Linked DNA regions of Homo sapiens: region 1 is linked to region 2. Evidence: chromatin loops called from intact Hi-C (ENCODE). Cell type or tissue: natural killer cell. All regions are shown on one strand. Each heading gives the region's core, and the rest is flanking DNA. Links, peaks and the distances in the headings are about the cores only.

Region 1 (10,292 bases), core at 685-8,684, 81 kb before region 2:
TATAATTTTCAATTCTGTTTAGCATTCTTATTTATGGTGATTTCTAGCTATTAAAGAAGTTTTATCCCACATTTTAGATATATCAATGGCATCAGATCCACCCCAAAGAAAAAAAATGGCTAAAAAATAATTTTTCTGATGAAAAAAACTATTTAATTTACCACCAGGAGTCAACACACGTTTCCAAATTCCACAAATGGGGATTTCTTAAGGTTCACACATTTGACTCTATAAATGATCGCTTTGGTTTGGCTGCAGTGAGGTGGCTCCTGTGGGCTTCATTACTAATATGAGGCTGCTGTTTGGAGATACTTTCCTGGTACAGATGAGAAACAGTCTTAGTTATCCTGTTCTCTTGAGAGTGGACTGGAATTTGGCACTTGCTTTCTTCTAGCTCCTTCACTTGTGCCCCATTGTGGACACTTGCACTCAGGGTAGAAACAGAACAGGTTTTGGCTTGGTTATTATATCCTCCCACTTGCATGAGAGAGGGCTTCTCAGTGTTAGCAGACTGCAGGCCAGCTGCAGAAGACGTGTTTGTCAGCAGCCCCTCTGGTGCCGGACAGTGCCAGCTGCGGCTTGGAGGATTGCTCTGCTGTTGGAACCTCGCAGTCTTATCCATGATGCCCATGAACGGCGTGTTGCGGGGTCTGTGCTCAGCTGTACCGCTCTGAACGTGGGTTACAACCTTGTCTTTAATTCTAGTATCTGGTCCTTGGACCTTGAAGCCATCTGAAAAACTGCTGCTCGAAGTCAAACTACTGGTTGAACTTGACATCTTTATGCTGCTGGATGGAGAACCAGAAGAGCCTGAGCTGGTGAGGGAAGCTGGGTGTCGCACGTCGCTGCAGGTCGCCAGCCCACCTTGGTTTGGAGGGGCTGCGTCCACAGCCACGGAGGAATGAGACAGAAGCCTCTCTGTGGTTTTCGTCTTACTTGGTAAAGGGTGTGCAGGGCCATTCTCACCACACTGCAGGCGGACATTCTGGCTGGGGCCCAGCCGATCCCCAAAGTGGCCACAACCAGCTCTTGTAGTGAAAGTACCTGTTCCCTCTAAATGCTGGGTTCTGCTCCCAGCAGGAGTGGCAGCGATTCTCCCTGGCATGGGACTTGGAGGAGGGTTCTGAGAAGAGATCTGAACTTTCATACTGCCATTTCTCACTGCCGACTGGCCAGAGCCCAGGTGCTGGCTGGTTTTCACGATCTGGGCCTGCTTGGAGGGCTGCAGGAGCAGCCCTGGCTGGGCCACAGGCTCTCTCAGGGACTTGCCGATTCCTGCCCTGCTCTGTGGCGATACCGGCCTTCCTTTGGACTGTAACCCTTCTTGAAGGTTTCGGATGTATGAGGAAGGGACAGATGAGGATGGCTGGGACCTGGGAGTTGGGGAAACAGATTCTTCCTGGGGAGAAGTTTCTTCCTCTTCAGTCTCCTCAGAGTGAAAGTGGTCACTTAAGCCAGGGGTTGGGGTGTCCTCTTCGTTCTCGGAGTCGTTGAGTGGAGCTGGTAGCGGGCCCTGCTGTTTTTGCTGTTGACTCCTCTGGAGTTGTTTGCACTCCTCTTCTACGCGGGCCAGAAGCCTCTTGACTTCCTGATTGGTGGGACAGAGTTTCACAGCCTCTTGCAGGTCAGCCAGAGCTGCCACGAATTGCCTTTGTAGGAAAATGTAAGGTAACATTACAAACCACACACGAACATGCTCAGAGTGTAACTGTTCATAAAAGAGCTGTGCTCAAAGGAAAGAGAAGGTAGCAAGTGAGTTTTGAACACTTACGGTGGTGGCCAGGACCCACTTAACCAGCCCAGAGTAACTCAGCTAAGTGGCAGTGCTGAATTCTAACCTAGGTAGGTGGGACTCTACAGCCCTGCTCTCCATAAAGACCACTGGACTGGGAATAGGGAGAAGCATGAATCAGTGGGCGCCAGAATCTTTTTAATATTGTTACCATCCCATGGTAACACTGTGCCCATCTCTCAGTCAACAGGCTTATATCACTCTTCCCCACCTCTGAACTTCCTAATGTCCCTAGTTGGCAGTTTCCTTGAAATATGGACTAAACTAGGTAGGAAGTTCATGTTGCAGTAAGTTTCACGTGGGGGGAGGGGTGGGAAGGAATGATTATTGAGACGTCAGGAGAAAATAGAAGTTTACTCATCACTGATAATGTCCACTACTATGCCTCTTGGAAGCAGGTAGTAATACTAATTCACTACTAAAAAGGATGAGAGGCACCTGAGCAACACTTCTGCAGCAAAACCTCCCCAAATTCAACAGGCAGGTTTGATCCCACAAGAAAAAAAGCTCTAGACACAAAGATAACCACAGACGGTACCTGCTATTTCTCTTCGCTCTTGCTCTGGCATAAAAGGCTTCATAGGACTTGGGCTTCAATTCGAGAGCCTTGGAAGCAAATTCCTCTGCCATGCCAAAGTCCTGGTGTCGACAAGAAATACAGGAGTCAGAAGCAGCCTGGACACACGATTGTGGGAAGCCCGTCTAGTTTTGTTCTAAAGGGTAGCAGCGCTCTGAGGCACAGCCAGAGAGGGAGGAAGGGAAAGTTCCGTTTTCTATCTTGTTTTAAAGTGAGGAGATAATGATGGTTGATTAATATCATTAGGAGAAGAATCCACTATGAAAACAGTGGTAGTAACAGTGCCCCAAGAAGGCCAGATGGTGGAACCTCACAGCCCGGTGGAGGGGCAGCCTCAGAGAGGAGCGCAGACACTGCATCTATTCCGGCAGCAGGGCACAGAAGCAAGCAGCTCAACAGACTGGGGCAGGAGGACACAGTTAAAAAAAAGGTAGGAAGTACTACTGAAACAGATCTACTAGTTACAAATCGACTATGAGTTCCCCACGACCGGTTACAAATTAGTTACTGGCAGACCCTCTGAGCAAACCTAACACAGAAGGCAGGCCCACCACAATAGGCTTGGGTTGGACTCTCCTGAATCCGGGGACGGCAGTGCCAGCAGCAACAGTGTTGGGAAGCTGCAGAGGAGCAGACTGCATTTGCTTCTCATTACTGAGGCCAAGGAAACGAAACCCAAGTGCATTCCTTCAACATCATGCGAGGAGCGTAGCAGCCGTGACCAAACGATAGTCACGGATAGGAGCTGTTTCCCACATGCCAGGTTCATGTAAATGTGCAAGCAAATTGGACAGGAGGGCCCAGGATCTGGTCTGGAGAAGGGCTGGCCTTCACTGCTGGAGAAGGGCTCTGTTGCTGGAAGACTGGGTTGGAATAAAGGGGCACAGCTTACATTTGTTTTTCTTCGGCATCGCGACAAATTGAGATAGAGGGAAACCCTTAATTCATTGAAGGGTCTCATGTCCTCTCCGAATCCTTCTCGAGGAAACTTTCTTAAGGCATACTGGTACCTCTGGGCTGCCTCTTTCATTTTCCCTTTCTAGGATTCAAAAATCACAAACATTTGTCCTTTTTCAGAGGTTCTAAAATGAATAACTCCCACACCTGGAACACCGTGGGGAGTTTACTCCCCCCTGCAAACCCACGACAGAACATTGAAAGCATCCAAACAAGTGTCAAGGTGGGAGCTAGTTCACTAACTGGGCTGGCACATGAGGGCTTCACTGTCCTCACATGCACCCGCATCCTGTGGTTACACAGTGAGAAAGAAGCTGGTTTTACAATAAGGTGTCTGTAAACTGCTAGATTGATAATTACCAAACTTAATGAATCAGATTACCTTCTGGTATGTATTTTTGAAAATTATTTCAAGAATGATCTCAAATCTATTTGAATGCTAAGTGTAATAGAAATCAGATGAAAAACTGATCCTATTCCTAGGACAAGTAGCATCTTGTAGATAAACCTAGAGAGCTTGCTGCAGAATAATAATTTTTCTTCTAAGAGGAATTAAAACATGGGCTTTAAAAATCAGAACAGCACCACACATCATTTTCAAAGCTAAAAAAATCCATTTGCTCAGTCAGTCCCATTGCACAGCAGGTATGAAGCCTGTTGAAAATGGCTTCCTATTTCTGACATAATTGCCTACCAATCCATATTAAAAGCACTTCAAAGCCACAACAATACACTCAACTCAATTTCAAGCTGATTCCAAGCCAGGAACCCTGCTGGGTCATGCTATATTGCCTATTTATTTGTTACTATTTTAAAAAATGAGAAGGAAAAAATCTACAACATACCAAATACAGCTGCCTAACAGTAAAAAGGATTAACATGGTCATAATCTAGTTTTTCCCCTATAATCTTTTAATTCTGTCTAATCACAGAGCTGCAAAGAATAGTGACCTATGCAAATGGCCTGCATATCTATCTAAACCAGGGGTTGGCAAACTATAGCTTGGATACTAAGTCTGGCCAGCCACCTGTGTTTACAAATAAAGTTTTATTGGGACACAGCTGTGTTCATTCACTCTGTGCTATCTGTGCCCCCACATCAGAACTGGGGAGTTGTGACAGAGGCCACACAGTCTGCAAAGCCTAAAACATTTACTGTCTGGCCCTTTACAAAAAAAGTTTGCTGACCTCTGACCTAAACTGATGTCTTATTTGGAAAAATTTAAAGTGAAGTTTATTGATCTGTAAATCATATTTCCATTTCCAAGGGAAAATGGAAAAAATTAATTCAGTCTTCTGAGTAACTGAGGTATTACTTGACTGTATTAAGTAAAAATCTCTAACAACACTTTCAAATTCTAGAAATTAATAGATATTAAAAATTAGGAAAGGCTTAGGAGACAGAATAACCCTTTTCTTCTAGAAATGTCTGCTGGGTGTTCCTCTCCCACGTCTCATGACTGTGCCTCAGCATGGTGTTCTGAACTCAGAATGTGAAGGGCTGAGGAACCTTCTCTATGATGTTCAGTTGACCTAGAGGTGACTCAGCTTCACGCCATGGCTTCAGACAGGAAGTCACCACTACAACCTCAAGGATTAGCTCAGAAATAATGGCTCTCAGACACAAAGAGAGGTGCTTTCTACCTTTAAGATTCTGCCGGAAAGATATTAAGCCAACAACGGGCATGAGGCCAGGTCAGCACCTCTTGGCACTTTTTTTTTTTTTCTTCTGAGACTGAGTCTCACTCTGTTGCTGAGGCTGGAGTGCAGTGGTGCAATCTCAGCTCACTGCAACCTCTGCCTCCCAGATTGAAACAATTCTCCTGCCTCAGCCTCCCGAGTAGCTGGGATTACAGGCACCTGGCTGATTTTTGTATTTTTAGTAAAGATGGGGTTTTGCCATATTGGCCAGGTTGGTCTGGAATTCCTGGCCTCAAGTGATCTGCCCACCTCGGCCTCCAAAAGTGCTGGAGTTACAGGCGTGAGCCACCCCACCCAGCCACTTTTTGCACTTCTATTACATGGAGACTGTGCAGTAGCACAGCTGTAGCCATTATGTACCCAATTAAGAGGGTGCTCCCAGGCAGTTTCAATGGCAAAGAAAAGGGCGGAACCACTTACTTTGTACATCACATTTCCTTCCTCCATTAATTTCTGTAAAAGTATAATCAAGATATCAGGTTTGGAAGTGGCCATCGCCCAAGCAGCATTTCCTGCAAAACAAACACGCATTCAGAGGCACTTCAGAGGCCCTGCGGAAAGGATCCCAATTCCTCCGTGGCCCCACGGCTGGAGGTCAGCACCAGCAGGAGCCCAGCTGCAAGGACCACAGCACGATGAGGGAGGGAGCAGGACGCCGGCGAGGCTGTTGCTAATCCTTTCCCACTGACCTGGGCACTCAAATCTGTCCTTGTTATTTTACTGAAAAAAGTAATGAGAAACGAAGGCATCCGAGCAGCGAAAACTCATTCCTCCCTTCCGGGTGGGATGTGGGGAAAATTAATTAAATGAGGCCTTAGCATAACCTCCTCAGTTCCTGCAGCGGCCACCGTGCAGGCATGTGTTCTCAGCACGCAGTCCCTGTGCTGTGTCATCTGCTGTACTCCGAGATGTCATGGCTTCTCTCTCCTACCCTACAGCTCGGCCACAACCTCTCTAACCCCTGCCTGAGCTCTCGGGACACTGTGGGAGGAGTGCTGAAGAGCACAGCCCTGGAGCCAGCTGCTAGGTCCCCACGGCGAGTACCACAAGGCAGTCCTGGGGGAAGCCATTTAGCTGCTCGGTGCCTTGGTTTCCTCATCTGTAAAATCATGGGATTGTCACTGAGACTTTCAGGGCTGTGGTAGGGATTAAGGCAGAGGGCGAAACTGCTTGGATAGTTCCTGGCACTATTCACTGCTTGACAGTATTAGTGAATAGCATTTTCATCACAGTGCCCTACCCAGAGCTGCTCCTGACCAAGGGCTCCATACATCAAACCAAAATAGTGACCCTCCCCACATCTGGAATGGTGTGTTTGTGTCAAAGCCAGCCACGTGGAAAGGGCTTTCCCTACTCAGGGTCCCCCACACAATCCTCAAGTATCGTCCTAGTTTGTCTCCATGAAATCATACTACTACTTCTTCACAGAAACTTGCTGTGGTGGCCATTTCCCCACACAGCTGACTGGTGGCTCTAGAACAGTGGCTCAGCCTCCGCTGCTGCTCAGAGTCACCTGGGGGAGCTTTCAGCAGCACTACCCGGCCCCACCCCACAGCAAGAGGCTGTGGTTCCTCTCTGGCGTGGTTCCTGGCCACTGATACCACTCCAGACTGTCCTTCAACACCAGCCTCTGCTTTCCACACCCTCCCCGCAGAAACACCGTGAGCTACTTACACATTGTGTATAATGGTGATTAAGTGAGACTGAGACAGAGATCTGCAAACATCTGACATCTTACTTCCTAACCTGGGAGCAGGTCACTCTCTGTGCTGTCTAGGCTTCTACAATCGGGAGCTCACCGCTCCTCCTGCTCAATGGAGGCAGTGCTCACTGACCTAACTTGGCTCCCTTTCTGAGTAGCGCCACCACTACAGATGTGTTCCGGCAGCCGATGGCTCTGTCCAAGGGCCGCATCCCGCTGTGGTCCACATGCTCGATCACGGCTCCCTTCTCCACCAGGTACAGCACCTGCAGAGACAGCAGAAGCCTAAGCAGCAGCTGGGAACAGGAGTTCAGGGGCGCACACGGATTTAGGGGTGGGCAGTCTTAGCTTCACTCTGATTTTAGATGCCTCTGCCTATTAAGGATCCTAGACTAGAAATAAAGTGGACACGAAACAGAGAAGAGGAGCTGCAATCCACAGCTAAAACCTTCACTGCTGAAGAGATTTTGCTGTCAGGGATGAGGAAAGCAGGGGACACGCTACCACAGGTGGGTGTGTGCACACATGCGTGATCTGTCTCTGTCTCACACCACTTCCCAGGCCACAGAGACGGGACATAGTCACCTTTGCATCTCCAATGAAGTAGGCAGCAGACTTCTTCAATGAGCTCTAACAAATGAGCAGGCCACAGCAGTGGTGACTTTAGAAATACTCAGACCCACACAACCTGTGCACGGCAGACTGTTAAGATTGGCAGCTTGGGACCGGATGGACCCGAGTATAATCCACTTCAAAGAGATGTGAAGGAAATTGGGAGAGTAAAGATGGCAAGTTTGATACCACGGTACAAAGACTGATTTGATGTGATATAATAGCTGTCAGTTGAACCAAACTGGAAACAAGAGGAAGAAATACTGTGGCCACTAAAATTTCTCCATTTACTGGAGCCATTTTAGCCTGTAGCCATTTTTTAGCCTGTGGCTATTTTAGATTTTCATGTGAATCTAAAAATATATGCTTCCTATCATCCACCCCATTATTCAAAATGACACTAACTAGAGGGATTATCTACACAAAGAACTACAACCCAACTACAAAAACCAAATAACCTCATCTTTAGAATGGGCAAAGGACTGGAATAGATTTCTACAAAAATGATCAACAAGTGCTCAACAAGCATATGAGAAGATGTTCACCTTATACCCATTACGATGGCTACAATTAAAAAAAAAAAGCTACTATTAAAAAAAGCACCTCAGACATGCAGGGCCATGGCTTCCACTGCCAGGTCTGCAAGCACCTGTCTGTCCAGCTAGTCCTTCCACAAGTACTGGCTGGGCGTGATGGCTCACGCCTGTAATCCCAGCACTTTGGGAGGCCGAGGCAGGCAATCACCTGAGGTCAGGAGTTCAAGACCAGCCTGGCCAACATAGTGAAACCCCATCTCTACTAAAAATACAAAAATAAGCTGGGTGTGGTGGTGGGCACCTGTAATCCCAGCTACTCAGGAGGCTGAGGCAGGAGAATCGCTTGAACCAAGGAGGCGGAGGTTGCAGTGAGTTGAAATTCTACCACTGCACTTCAGCCTGGGTGACAGAGTGGGACTCCAACTCAAAAAAACAAAAACAAAAAACAAGTATTGGTGACGATGTGGAACAATTCTGGAGCCCTTATGCACTGTGCTATGAATGTAAAATGGTGCAGCAACTGTGGAAAAAAAGTAGGGCAGTTCCTCAAAAAATTAAAAATACAATCACTATATGAGCCAGAAATTCTGCTTCTGGATATATACCCCAAAGAACTGAAAACAGGGTCTTGAATAAATACTTGGACACCCACATTCATTGCAACATTATTCACAACAGCAAAAAACATAGAAGCAACCTAAGTGTCCACTGACAGATGACTGGATAAACGAGATGTGGTGTATACGTACAATGGAGCAATATTCATCCTTACAAAGGAAGGAAATGCTATTCTAACACACGCTACAACATGGGTGAACCTGGAGAACATTATGCTATGTGAAATAAGCCAGTCACAATGAGACAAATACTATATGATTCTACTTACATGAGATATCTAAAGGGGTAAAAAAACTCACAAAGTAGAGTGGTGGCTGTGATGGGCTGGGGGAGATGGAGAGTTGTTTAACAAATACAGTTTCACCTTTGCAAGATGAAAAGTTCTGGATACTGGTTGTACAACAATGTGAATATACTTAAACTACTGAACTCTATATGTTTAGAAATGATTAAGGGTAAATTTTATGCTATGTGTTTTTGCCACGGTATTAAAAAAATTATGTTGGAATGCTAAGCTCCTTCACTCTTCTCTAATTTTGATAAACTACACAATGTGGGAAGGTAGCTGAAAAATAAGTGTAGACATGTGAGATTTAGTTGAGTATGTTTTTGAAAACTGACATGAAGTAGAGTTTACAAGGTACTGAAGTTTATACCATTGAACTCTGACAGCGCTGCCTTCTAAAAGCACCAAGGCACAGAGGTACAGGGCCATGGCTTCCACTGCCAGGTTTGCAAGCATCTGTCTCTCCAGCTAGTCCTTCCATTAGATGTATTGAATTATTGGAAACTGGTAACTCTCATGTAGCTGACCATTTCTCTGGCACCTGCTGGGTGCCTGGGACATGGAGCCTGATAAAATCAGTTTCTGCCCTGAAAGACATTTCACGGTTCTCAGTTTATCAAGGTTTTATTCCCTCAAACCTCGATTAGACATGGGCATTTGGCAAAGAGATAAAGATAGTGCCCAAAGCTTTCCATATTATTTTTAGGCAATGCCATATCACTTTAAAAACAACCAGTATATGTACATGATGAAATACTATGCAGGCTTTAAAATAAGGAAATCCTGTCATTAGCCACAACATGGATGAAGCTGAAGGACATTATGGCTAAGTGAAATAAGCCAGGCACGGAAAGACAGCATGATCTCACTTATATGTGGAATCTAAACAAGTTGAACTCACAACAGAAGCAGAGAACAGAAAGAGGCTGGGAGACAGGGGGACCTGCGGAAAGGGTAGGCACCGGTCAAAGGGTACGAAGATTCAGTTAGACAGGAGGAGTAACTTCTGGTATCTACTGCACAGTACTGCAACTAGAATTAATAACTTTTATTTATTATTTTTTTGAGACTGAGTCTCACTCTGTTGCCCAGGCTGGAGTGCAATGGTATGATCTTGGCTCACTGCAGCCTCCACCTCCCGGGTTCAAGTGATTCTCGTGCCTCACCCTTCTGAGTAGCTGGGATTACAGGCACCCGCCACCACGCCCAGCTAATTTTTGTATTTTTAGTAGATACTAAAATAGTATCTACTAGTTCACTTGATCTCGAACTCCTGACCTCAAGTTCGCTTAATCTCGAACTCCTGACCTCAAGTGATCTGCCCATCTTGGCCTCCCAAAGTGCCGGGATTACAGGCATGAGCCACCGCACCCGGCCAGTAATGTATTCTTTATTTCAAAATAGCTAAAAGAGATCTCAAATGCTCTCACCAAAAAGAAATACTATTTGGGTGATGGATACATGAATTAGCCTGATTTGATCATTCCACAATGTGTACAAGTATCAAAACA
Region 2 (10,292 bases), core at 826-8,825:
TCCCCTCCTTTGTGATTTTCCTTTTTATTAAAAGGTCAGTCTTAGCAATAATTTAGTGAGGATGCACATTTGTACAACAGAAATGGCAAACAGGCAGACTTCCTTTCATTTGAAGTCTGCAGAAGACAAATGGGTTATTTGACCTCTGTACGGAAGACCTGGGAGCTCTGTTTTTGTGATGTTTCACGAACACTGCAACCTGATTCAATTCCTCAAGATTTATGGGCTCTGCAATCAGGGGAAGGAGACTGGTGACCACTCAGTCTCAATCAATGCATGACACCCTCCCTTGCAGTGCAGAGACCTTCACCAGGGTAGAAGCTCCATCCTGCATTGCTATTCAGATGCACACATCACATCTGGGAGGTGGCAGGGTGCATGCTGCTGCTCCCTTGGAGGGGAAGTGCTTTCCTGATAGATGGACCATTTGATCTCATCTTATTTTGTCTCTGCCTCATCTCCTATAAATCTTTTCCTCACCCCACTGACCCTCCAAAATCTCAACAGCTAAAAAGGCACAGGAAAGCGTATACCAAAGCAACCAGATGAGAAGAACGGTGCTATAAAGGTAAAAGTACTGGTAGCATTATGAAGGCATTCTTTTAGCCTCTTTAATTCATGTGGCCATTATTCTCTGGGTGGTGACTAGAAGGTTAATGTGGACATTTTCTTACGTTCTGCTTCTTTCTGCTTTTCCCTACCTCCCCACTGCAAAAACCCAGAACCAAACTGTTGAAATAAATTTCAATACACAACAGCCCAGAACTCATTTAACTGAACAATGGCTTCCCTGCTCAAGGAAAGGGAGAAGATGGTTATTGCTTCGTTCATCCTCTGAAGAGGTATGCAATGTAGTGTCTTCCTCGGGCATTACCATGGTTTCATTTTTGTCTTCAATGGTTATGTGTGTGGCACTTGGGATCCCTTCTCCCAGTAAAAATCCCAGCCTTGTCAACAGTTCTTGAGCTGCCGGCGAACAGCTCGGTTCATTATCGGCCTTTGCTTCTGGAACAAAGAAAGAAAACAATGAAGATGCCCCTCTGGGGAATTTCAGTATCGCATCTGGATGAGTTCACACTACAGCTGCTTTGTCTGGTGATTTTGTGTGTTTCTATAAAATGCGCACAAAGTTGGACAACGCACCCTGTCCTCTAGCAATACATTCTAATTAAGGGACTGTGACAGGTTAAGGAAACAGTAAAACAAAAACTCCAAGTGCAAAGGGTGAGTGAGAAGAGCCCAGTGTTATCTGACGGCAATTCCTAATTCCGAGTCATGTGAAAACGGGTACTTCAGACATCAGCTTGGGTAAGAAAAGGGCCTATCTTTCATGTTACCCTCACAGAGTGCCGGGTGTCCAATGCCCACAGGAGGCTGAAATGAAGTAAAACCCTAGTGGCATGCTGGTAGAGACCCAGGCTATTTAGGTGTTGGAGTAAAACTGAAATCCAAGCTCTCATTAAACAAGCCAGGGGAACGACGTGGAAAATTTGGTGGAAAACTTCCTGTGCACATCCCACAGTAGTGAAAGTCAAAACCAGGATTTCAACTTGACGGTCAATCGTGAAGAATCCAAGTTGAAACAAAAATTTAAAATCACAGTGAAACTTGTCCCAAGAGACAGGACCCAGTACCACTGTTGCCCATGCAAAGATGTAGAAAAATCAAGCTGTATTCTCAGAATGCTGCACAGCAATGCTGGGAAAGCCCACCTTTTCTTGGGTTCTCCCTGAGGTTGGTCATCTGGTTTTTTTGTACTTAAGAGAATTTTATGGTTGGATTTGATTTAAATGTTGAGCTGTAGTTTAACCCTGTACCCAAAAAGCCCAAAGGCACTTAATTATGGCCAATAAATAAAACGATATTCACATCCTTCTAACACGTCTCTCACCTTCTAAAATCAGCATCCATCAGGGGATGAAAAATTTACAAAGCAAGCTGCTTACAAAGCTGTAACTTAACAATAAGTAACCTATGACATAGTCACTCAACATTTTGCTCTTTTTTATTAATTGTCTAGGTAACTGGACTCATATGAACCTATTTTGCTTAGATGTGAAAATCTGCAGATAATGGGTAAAGGTTTTAGGAAAAATAAAATGAGGAAACAACACAGTGATGTTGCCGTTGAGCTACAACAGCACCAACAAAGATCAATGCTCACTTCGCCTTTTGTAAGGAACCACAAAAATCAAAATAAGCAGAGCTTTTGCAAAGGCCATCTGGCTTATTGTCACTCACATATCAGTTTTGCAAGTCATGCACCCAGGATGGCAGCTACAAGGGAAACTACGCTGGCAGCATCTTCAAGAAAGGAAAAGCTTCCCACCCCTTGCTTACTGGTAAAAGCTCCTAATGTTTGGAGTAGGAAGAATGGTTTGCCAGCTTGGATGTTTTTTAGCTGCTCTGGAAAACTGCAGGGGTAAGGAAACCAAGGCTTGACTATTCTGGGTTAAAAGAGCCCTGATGCTTCTGGACCATGTGAGCCAAACATGAAGGGGCAGTGGCCCCAAGCCAACACAGGGAAAAGGAGCCACCCCAGGGCGGGTCGACCTCATGCCAAAGCCGCTCTACAGGAGGTCCCTTCCTACCTCAAAGCACATTTTGATTCTCAAGGTAGCTGGGCGTTTGGGAAAGGAGGGCGGGAACCAAACCAGATCAGCAGACAGAGGCACACCCAAGGGGTGAGGCCCTCAGAACAGGATGGCACCGCCCTCCCTCCGCCTCTGCCCCGGGCCCAGGCAGGGCAGCTACTTTATCTCAGGTGGCAGCTGGGCTGGAGGGAGGGAACAGGACGCAGATGGAAAGGGAAGAAGTGGGTGAGGGGGCAGATCTCCGCAGTTTCTCCACTCCACACCCCCCTTCCCTTTCGAAACAATCTCCACACTGCTCCCGATTGTGATTATGCCCCAGAATGTCTAGCTTCTGGTTCAACCTGAAACACTCTGTGTAGAGAGCCAGAAATGACTCCCATTTGGCAGCTGCCGTGGAGGCAGAGAGAGCAGCTGCAGGAGCTTGGCTCCACAGAATTCACCTCCACAACAAACAGGGCCATGCCTGTGGCTCACTTGGGACTGGCAGGAGGACCCTGATCCTATGTAGGTCCTATGTGCAGCAGGGGGACCGCAACACCCCAGCACAGTGGCTGCTGCCTCCACACTGTGTCTGCAAACAGATACTCCAGGATCTCAAGTGTTTCATTTTTTTTTTTTAATCCAAAAACAACTTACCATCCAACCCATTTCAGATAAGTTGGGGAGCAGTGGCGATTCCAGCTTTAATGGTTGAGTTGAAAAGGGACACCTAAGCCGGGTGCGGTGGCTCACGCCTGTAATCCCAGCACTTTGGGAGGCCGAGGCGGGTGGATCATCTGAGGTCAGAAGTTTGAGAGCAGCCTGGCCAACATGGTGAAACCCCATCTCTATTAAAAATACAAAAATTAGCTGGGCGTAGTGGCAGATGCCTGTAATCCCAGCTACTCGGGAGGCTGAGGCAGGGGAATCACTTGAATCCGGGAGGCAGAGGTTGCAGTGAGCCGAGATTGTGCCACTGCACTCCAGCCTTGGCAACAGAGCAACATTCTGTCTCCAAAAAAAAAAAAAAAAAAAAAGGAAAAGGGACACCCAAATTCATGATCAACTGTTCTCTTAACTGCACAACCTGGACTTTGCTGCTACCCAAGTTCTAAACCCTTACCCGGGGTTGGGATGAATGGACAGACGTTATTTTATTTACTTCATGTTTATATCCATTAAGGCACTGCAACTGTATTCTTCCAAAGGCTTCCCACCTGTCTTTTCATATTATTCTGTCTTCTAAAATGTCATCCCAGTGATCATCCCCTTAAAAGGTCCCCTTCAGTCTGAATTCCTTAATCCAATGAAGCTGTCTGAATCTCTCCCTTCCCTAATGCACAGAGCCCTCTCTCACTGAACTTCTCACTCTGGCAGAAGGACCGCCTGGGAGAAGTGTCACTGAGCCATCTTGGGAGTGATGAGTTGCTTAGGAACTCACATGGACACGCTGTGAAATGGAAATACATGTCTACTTGCATAGCTGTTCACTAAATACTGAGATCTGAACAGCCAGATGGTTTTAGGCTAGTTACTACAAAAGCACCTCCAAGTCAAATTCAAACAGACCACTCTAAATAGCAAGTCTATTTTCATTCATGTAGTTAATATTAAATCGCTGATCAATAATGGGTGTACATTACCCAATACCAGTGGGATGAGGGCTGGAGAGAAGACTTCACTTTTCATTTCACAGATTTAAATATCTGACGGCTGTATGATGGCTTTATTTGGAGATGAGAGAATGCCCTGGGAATCCATTAGGCAAGTGGAGAACAATACTCCCCCCAGCAGCACATTCATGGAACCCTCAGTATTACATAGCGTGAAAGGCTGACTGCATGGAGAAAGGTAAAGGGAAGTTCTTGAATCACTTCTGACTGCCTCTATTCAGCTTCTCACCCCCTTGTGGACCACATATGGGGGCACAAATGCTAAGGAGCAGTCCACAAACTGACCAGCTCCCGACTGCCATCATAACTTTAAACCATCAGTGCCCTCTACAACCATCTTCTCATCTTCCGCCACTGTCTGGGAATCCAGGGTGTTCTCAGTGCTAACCACCATCCAGATCCTTTTGGGTACTGAACCTCTCTCAACTGCACTTTCTTAGTGAGGGAAGTGGCCATACCCACCTCCTACAGGTTGTGAGGCTCAAAACCAATGTGTGTGAGAAACAGCTTATAAACCACAAGATGCTATAGAATTGGTCATTCTCTCTACCAACTTTAACACCAAGAGCCCGCACTTCCTTGCGATTATTTTCTGGTTTCACAAGTTCATATCTATTTTCAAGTGTGCTTGTATGTCTTACATAACTTTCTGTTCATAATTTTTCTGCCTCAAATAGGTTTTTGTAAACTCACTATTCCATGACAACAAACCCCCTTCCTTTTTCTGCTTACCAAACCATCCCAATTTGGCCTGCACCTTACTGCTTTCATTTTCCATTCCAATCATTCTCTCTTGTTTAAAGCCAGGGGAGGAGCGCAGGTCCCTAGTGATCACCAAGTATTATCACTCCATAGAGAAGTCTTTCCTCCATTCTCGTCCTCCTCAGACTCTAAAGAACACTGAGTATTGCTGACGACATTCGTCAGTTCACTATCATGTGACCTATCACCATGTGACCTCGAAGTTGACTTAATACCAAGTGTCCAAGATAGCACTTGTGAATCTAGTCTGCTAAATGAGACAGGCCCTTGGTTTGACATTAATCCTCTGCCTCTATCTATCCATGACCTGCTTCTCACTTATCCTCTTGCCTTCCATGACTCCTACTTACAAGTATTTTCCCTGTTTCTGTCTGCTCCTTCTCAGCCATTACCATTCCCTCCCTCCTTAGAGTTCCAAAAACAGTATTTAAAAAGGAACATTGGCCGGATGCGGTGGCTTACACCTGTAATCCCAGCACTTTCGGAGGCCGAGGCAGATGGATCACCTGAGTGATCAGATGTTCGAGTGGATCAGGAGTTCGAGAGCAGCCTGGCCAACATGGTGAAACCCTGTCTCTACTAAAAATACAAAAAAACTAACTGGGCATGGTAGCACGTGCCTGTAATCCCAGCTACTCCAGAGGTTGAGGCAGGAGAATCACCTGAACCCAGGAGGCGGAGGTCACAGTGAGCCAAGATTGTGCCACTGTACTCCAGCCTGAGAGACAGAGCGAGACTCCGTCTCAGAAAAATAAAAATAAAAAGGAACATCCATCCATGGACCTGCTCTGTTTCTGTCAATAATTTGTTGTTTCTGGTCTGCAATACCAAAACATAGTTATCATGCAGGTTACCTTCAAAATTTTCATGTCATCCACCCCATATTGAAATTATCACCAAACTTACTATTTCTCCATTCAAAATGCCTCCTGAATTAGCCTTTTCTTCTTCAGTCATCCATCACTCAACTTAAAGTCTTCATCCTCTTAAGTCTAGAGGACTATCAGAGTTTGGATCAATTTTCTCATCTCTATTTTTATTTTCTCCCTCTTTTCCTTCCTCTAGAGCCAGTAGGTTCTTAAGCTTTTTGGTCTCAGAATTCACTCTTAAAAACTGAGGACTGCAGGCTTAGGAGGGTTATGTCTATTGACATTTATCATACTAGATATTAAAACTAAGAATTTTTAAACTGTATGTTAGTTCATTTTAATGTTATAAAACTTCATGTTAACAATTAATATTTTAATTAAAAAACTAAATTTTAACTTATGGGTACATAGGTAAAAAGCTGTACTTTTGATTTTAAAGATTAGTTAAGAAGAATGGCATTGTTTTTACAATTTTACAAACTTTAATGTGCAATTAAATAGAGGACAGCTGGATTTGTATAACTTCTTCTGCATTCAATCTGTGGGGATCAGTTCTTTTGGTTGAAGCATGTGAAGAACTGCAGCCTCAGACAGATACATAATTGGGAAAGACAGGAGTCTTTTTAGTTAATTATAGAAATTCTTCTCTGATACCCAGCCAAAACTTGACAATCAGCAATTTCCATTTTTTTTTTTTTTTTTTTTTTTTTTTTTTTTTGAGATGGGGTCTTGCTATGTTACTCAGGCTGGTTATGAACTCCTGGGGCTCAAGCAGTCCTCCTGCCTCAGCCTCCCCAAGTGCTGGAAACAGCAATTTCTTAAAGGTAAGTTCCACTGTTGACTCAATCTGCATCGATGAATTTTTTGTACTGTTACAGTAAGATCCAATGGTCTGTTTTATACTGTAAATGGATCTTTTACCCATGCAAGACTGTGTAACATTATGCATTGGGTCATTTGGAAAATAATGGTTTTACAGATTTTGCAAATGTTGACAAATGTTATCACATAATATCAAAACATCACATTACGAGAGATCTCAATTGAAAAGTCTTGGGAAACCATCAAGCTCAATGTGACAGGTGTAAAATTTCCCAAAAAACCTAATTTTCATTTGAAATGTCAAGTTTTATTATGGGCAACTAATCCTGTCAGAGTTGGTTTTTTGTTTTTTTTTGTTTTGTTTTGTTGTTTTTTTTTTTTTTTTGAGACAGAGTCTCGCTCTGTGGCCCAGGCTGGAGTGCAGTGGTGCAATCTTGGCTCACAGCAACCACCAACTCCTGGGTTCAAGCAATTCTCCTGCCTCAGCCTCCCGAGTAGCTGGGATTACAGGTGCCCACCACCATGCCCAGTTAGTTTTGTATTTTTAGTAGAGACAAGGTTTCACCATGTTGGCCAGGCTGGTCTCAAACTCCTGACCTCAGGCAATCCGCCCGCCTTGGCCTCCCAAATTGCTAGGATTACAGGTGTCAGCCATCGTGCCTGGCCTTTTTTTTTTTTTCTATTGAAGTGCCAGGCTAATTTCATTCCTGTTGAAGAAAAAATGTGCCAAATACCTACTTCAGAATAACCATGGGTTGTCAGTCATTCTTTCAAATAAAAACAATATTCCATTTTAAAAGTAGCGAGTTCAGCTTGCAATTCAATCATACAAGTGCTCTGCCTCAAGAAAACCATCAGACTTCCGAGCATGCAGAAGGGCTTTACTCAGACTTCCCACTTCATCACACAGAATATTAAAAAGATGGGTCTCCAAGGGTCAAGATTTAATAACATTACTTTTAGTGCTTCATCAAGGACATTCTTCAGTGAATTATTTGTGAAGCCAGCACTTGGCAGTGAAGAACACCAGGACTACCAGTGTAGCCAGTGCCTTGACATATACTAAGGTATCAGAAGTTTTACCAACAATTGCTTTTGCAGCATCAGTGCAAATGTCAACAAAGGGAAATGTAAATACCTTCTCCGTATTATTACAAAAGGGTTTTGTACTATTATAAAGAGTTTTGACATCACAAACCCCTGAAAGTGTCTTGGGGACTAGAAGTCCACAGCCTACACTGTCAGAACCTCTGAATTAAGTCTACAACTGTGTTAAATAAAAACCACAGCTGCACACATCTCTCATCCTAGTAACTGATCTCCCATCTTTATCTGTTTAATTTGGGGGTAAAAGAGGGCTCTCTATTCTCACCAATTCCATTTCCTTATCACATACCTATAACTTCAAGTCACAGACCTTCACAAGTCTCCTGAAACAGCCCTGTTAAGCACATTAATTTTTCTTTTTCCTTTTTTGTAGTACACCTTCTCTTTTGATTTTCCTGTAGATCTACGGCCTTGCAAGCACTCTGTCCTGCAAGGTATAAAGTGGCAATTGTTGTAAGAGACACACAGAGGGAAAAATCCATGATTACCAGAATACTGTGGTCTTGTGTGGTCTTTTCCTGTCCCTCTTGCTGGTGCTCCTTGCACCTTAGTCCCAGCTCATAAATGAAATACCAGTTTCTCAGCCCTCTTTTGTCAACGACCTGTTTCCCTACTGTAACTTGCCTAGTCTCACAGCATTACTTCCAAGCAAATGGCTGACCAGTTTATATCCTGAGCTCTTTCTTGATACCCAGTTTGATTTTCCAACTGGTGGCTGGACACTTGCGAAGATGTTCCACCAGCACTTTGAAGTCTCCATGCCTGAAACTGAACTCAAACCAAAACACAGTCCCTGCTCCTCCAGTGTCCCTTAATGTGGTCTCAAAGGCGTGAAGTTGTTGTCTCTGTCTTTTTCAGTTCCCAGGTCCTTGCAATTCCTCAAGAATCTTCCATTCACCACCTCTTCTTCACTGAACCTGAACTAATTTGAGACTTTATCCTCTCACTTAATTACTAAAACAATTTTTTAATCATTCTTAACCGTAGTCTCTTTCCAGTCCCACTCCATCCTACTCTGTTGCCACGTACTATAGTCTGAATGTCTGTGTCTCAGAATGGGATTAGTGACCTTATAAATGAGGGAGCTTGTTTGTCCCTTCCACTACATGAGGTTACAGCAAAAAGATGGCTGTCTATGAACCAGCAAGTAGGCCTTTGCCAGACCCCAAATCTGCAGACTACCTTGATCTTGGACTTTCCATCCTGCACAAATCTAAGAAATAAATTACTGTTGTTTATCAACCACTCAGTTTATGGTATTTTTGTTATAGCAGCCTGAACTAAGACAACAGGTAAATCTTAAGGCATAGCTACAATTAAGTCTTTCCATGCTCAGAATCTCCATCTGCTGGCCAAGCATAGTGGTTCGCACTTGTAATCCTGGCACTTTGGGAGGCCAAGGCGGGTGGGTCACCTGAGGTCAGGAGTTTGAGACCAGCTTGGCTAACATGGCAAAACTCTGTCTCTACTAAAAATACAAAAATTAGCCGGGTGTGGCGGTGGGTGCCTGTAATCCCAGCTACTCGGGAGGCTGAGGCAAAAGAATCGCTTGAACCCAGGAGGCAGAGGTTGCAGTGAGCCGAGACTGTGCCACTGCACTCCAGTCTGGGCAACAAGAATGAAGCTCCATCTCAAAAAAAAAAAAAAAAAAAAATAGAGAATCTCCATCTGCTGAACTCCTAGTTCATCACACAGCTTGGATTAGTCATTACTTCCTCCTTTATTACAGTCACGCCATATACAGGTCTCTAATCCCCTGCCAGACTCTAAGGCTCCATAAAGACAGGACCCATGCTTGATAACCCATCTCAAATAGCATTTAGCATAGTGTTTTTTCACAGCATAGAAACTGAATACTTATTCAAGGAAATGCAGAATGAATGGATACTCTACTTCCAAGAGTCTCTCTTCTGTGCACACATACCAGGTATGCCCCTTTTCTATACTTCCATCAAATAAAACCTCATTCAACCATTGGTTGAATGTTGCACTGCCATTCTAAGAAGCTGAAAATTAAAGCAGGATCAAGGTTACCTCTTGGGAAAGAAAGGGTTTTAAGAAATAAAACATGACTATGCATTTTTTTCAATCATATTCTTTTTTTCACTTTTTTTTTTTTGAGACAGGGTCTCACTCTGTCTCCCAGGCTGCAGTGTAATGGTGTGATCATGGCTCACTGCAGCTTCCACCTCCCTGGCTAAAGAATCCTCCCACCTCAGCATCCTGAGTAGCTGGGACCAGAGAGGTGCACTGCTATATCTGGCTAATTTTTTGACTTTTTGTTGATATGAGGCCTTGCTACATTGTCCAGGCTGGTATCAAACTCCTAGGCTCAAGCAATTCTCCTGCCTTGGCCTCCCAAAGTGCTGGGATTATAAGGGCGAGCCACCACACCCAGCCCCTTTATGCTTTATACCTCTTTAATCCTCTATACCTGTCTGACCATCTAAAATGGTAATAAAAAACATAAGGTATCAAAATATTTA

The links. A loop is a pair of places that touch in the nucleus more often than their neighbours do. Peaks named below come from ENCODE experiments on the same cell type or tissue, not always from the same donor. Only the 100,000 strongest peaks of a DNase experiment are listed, where the experiment ranks them.
Region 1: a loop joins it to region 2, with 12 times the contacts of the local background. A loop is called at or near these places in 1 of 110 quality-filtered maps.

Annotation. Positions count from the first base shown.
Region 1 is chr2:159,220,935-159,231,226 of GRCh38, reverse strand. TANC1 (tetratricopeptide repeat, ankyrin repeat and coiled-coil containing 1) reads right to left here. Exons shown (of 27, transcript NM_033394.3): 23 at 6,863-6,995; 24 at 5,448-5,539; 25 at 3,262-3,408; 26 at 2,331-2,431; 27 at 1-1,649. The coding sequence ends at 215. Among named protein-coding and RNA genes, the nearest start is that of MIR6888, 39 kb to the right of the region's middle. RefSeq lists enhancers at 5,134-5,642, 5,643-6,152. In natural killer cell, for the core only: no CTCF peak of the experiment used is centred there; DNase peaks (open chromatin) are centred at 3,586 and 4,916; H3K27ac peaks cover 753 bases.
Region 2 is chr2:159,139,855-159,150,146 of GRCh38, reverse strand. TANC1 (tetratricopeptide repeat, ankyrin repeat and coiled-coil containing 1) reads right to left here. Exons shown (of 27, transcript NM_033394.3): 6 at 875-1,005. Among named protein-coding and RNA genes, the nearest start is that of MIR6888, 42 kb to the left of the region's middle. RefSeq lists a silencer at 2,695-2,989 and enhancers at 2,776-3,376, 10,273-10,292. In natural killer cell, for the core only: no CTCF peak of the experiment used is centred there; DNase peaks (open chromatin) are centred at 4,746 and 5,156; H3K4me3 peaks cover 473 bases; H3K27ac peaks cover 1,615 bases.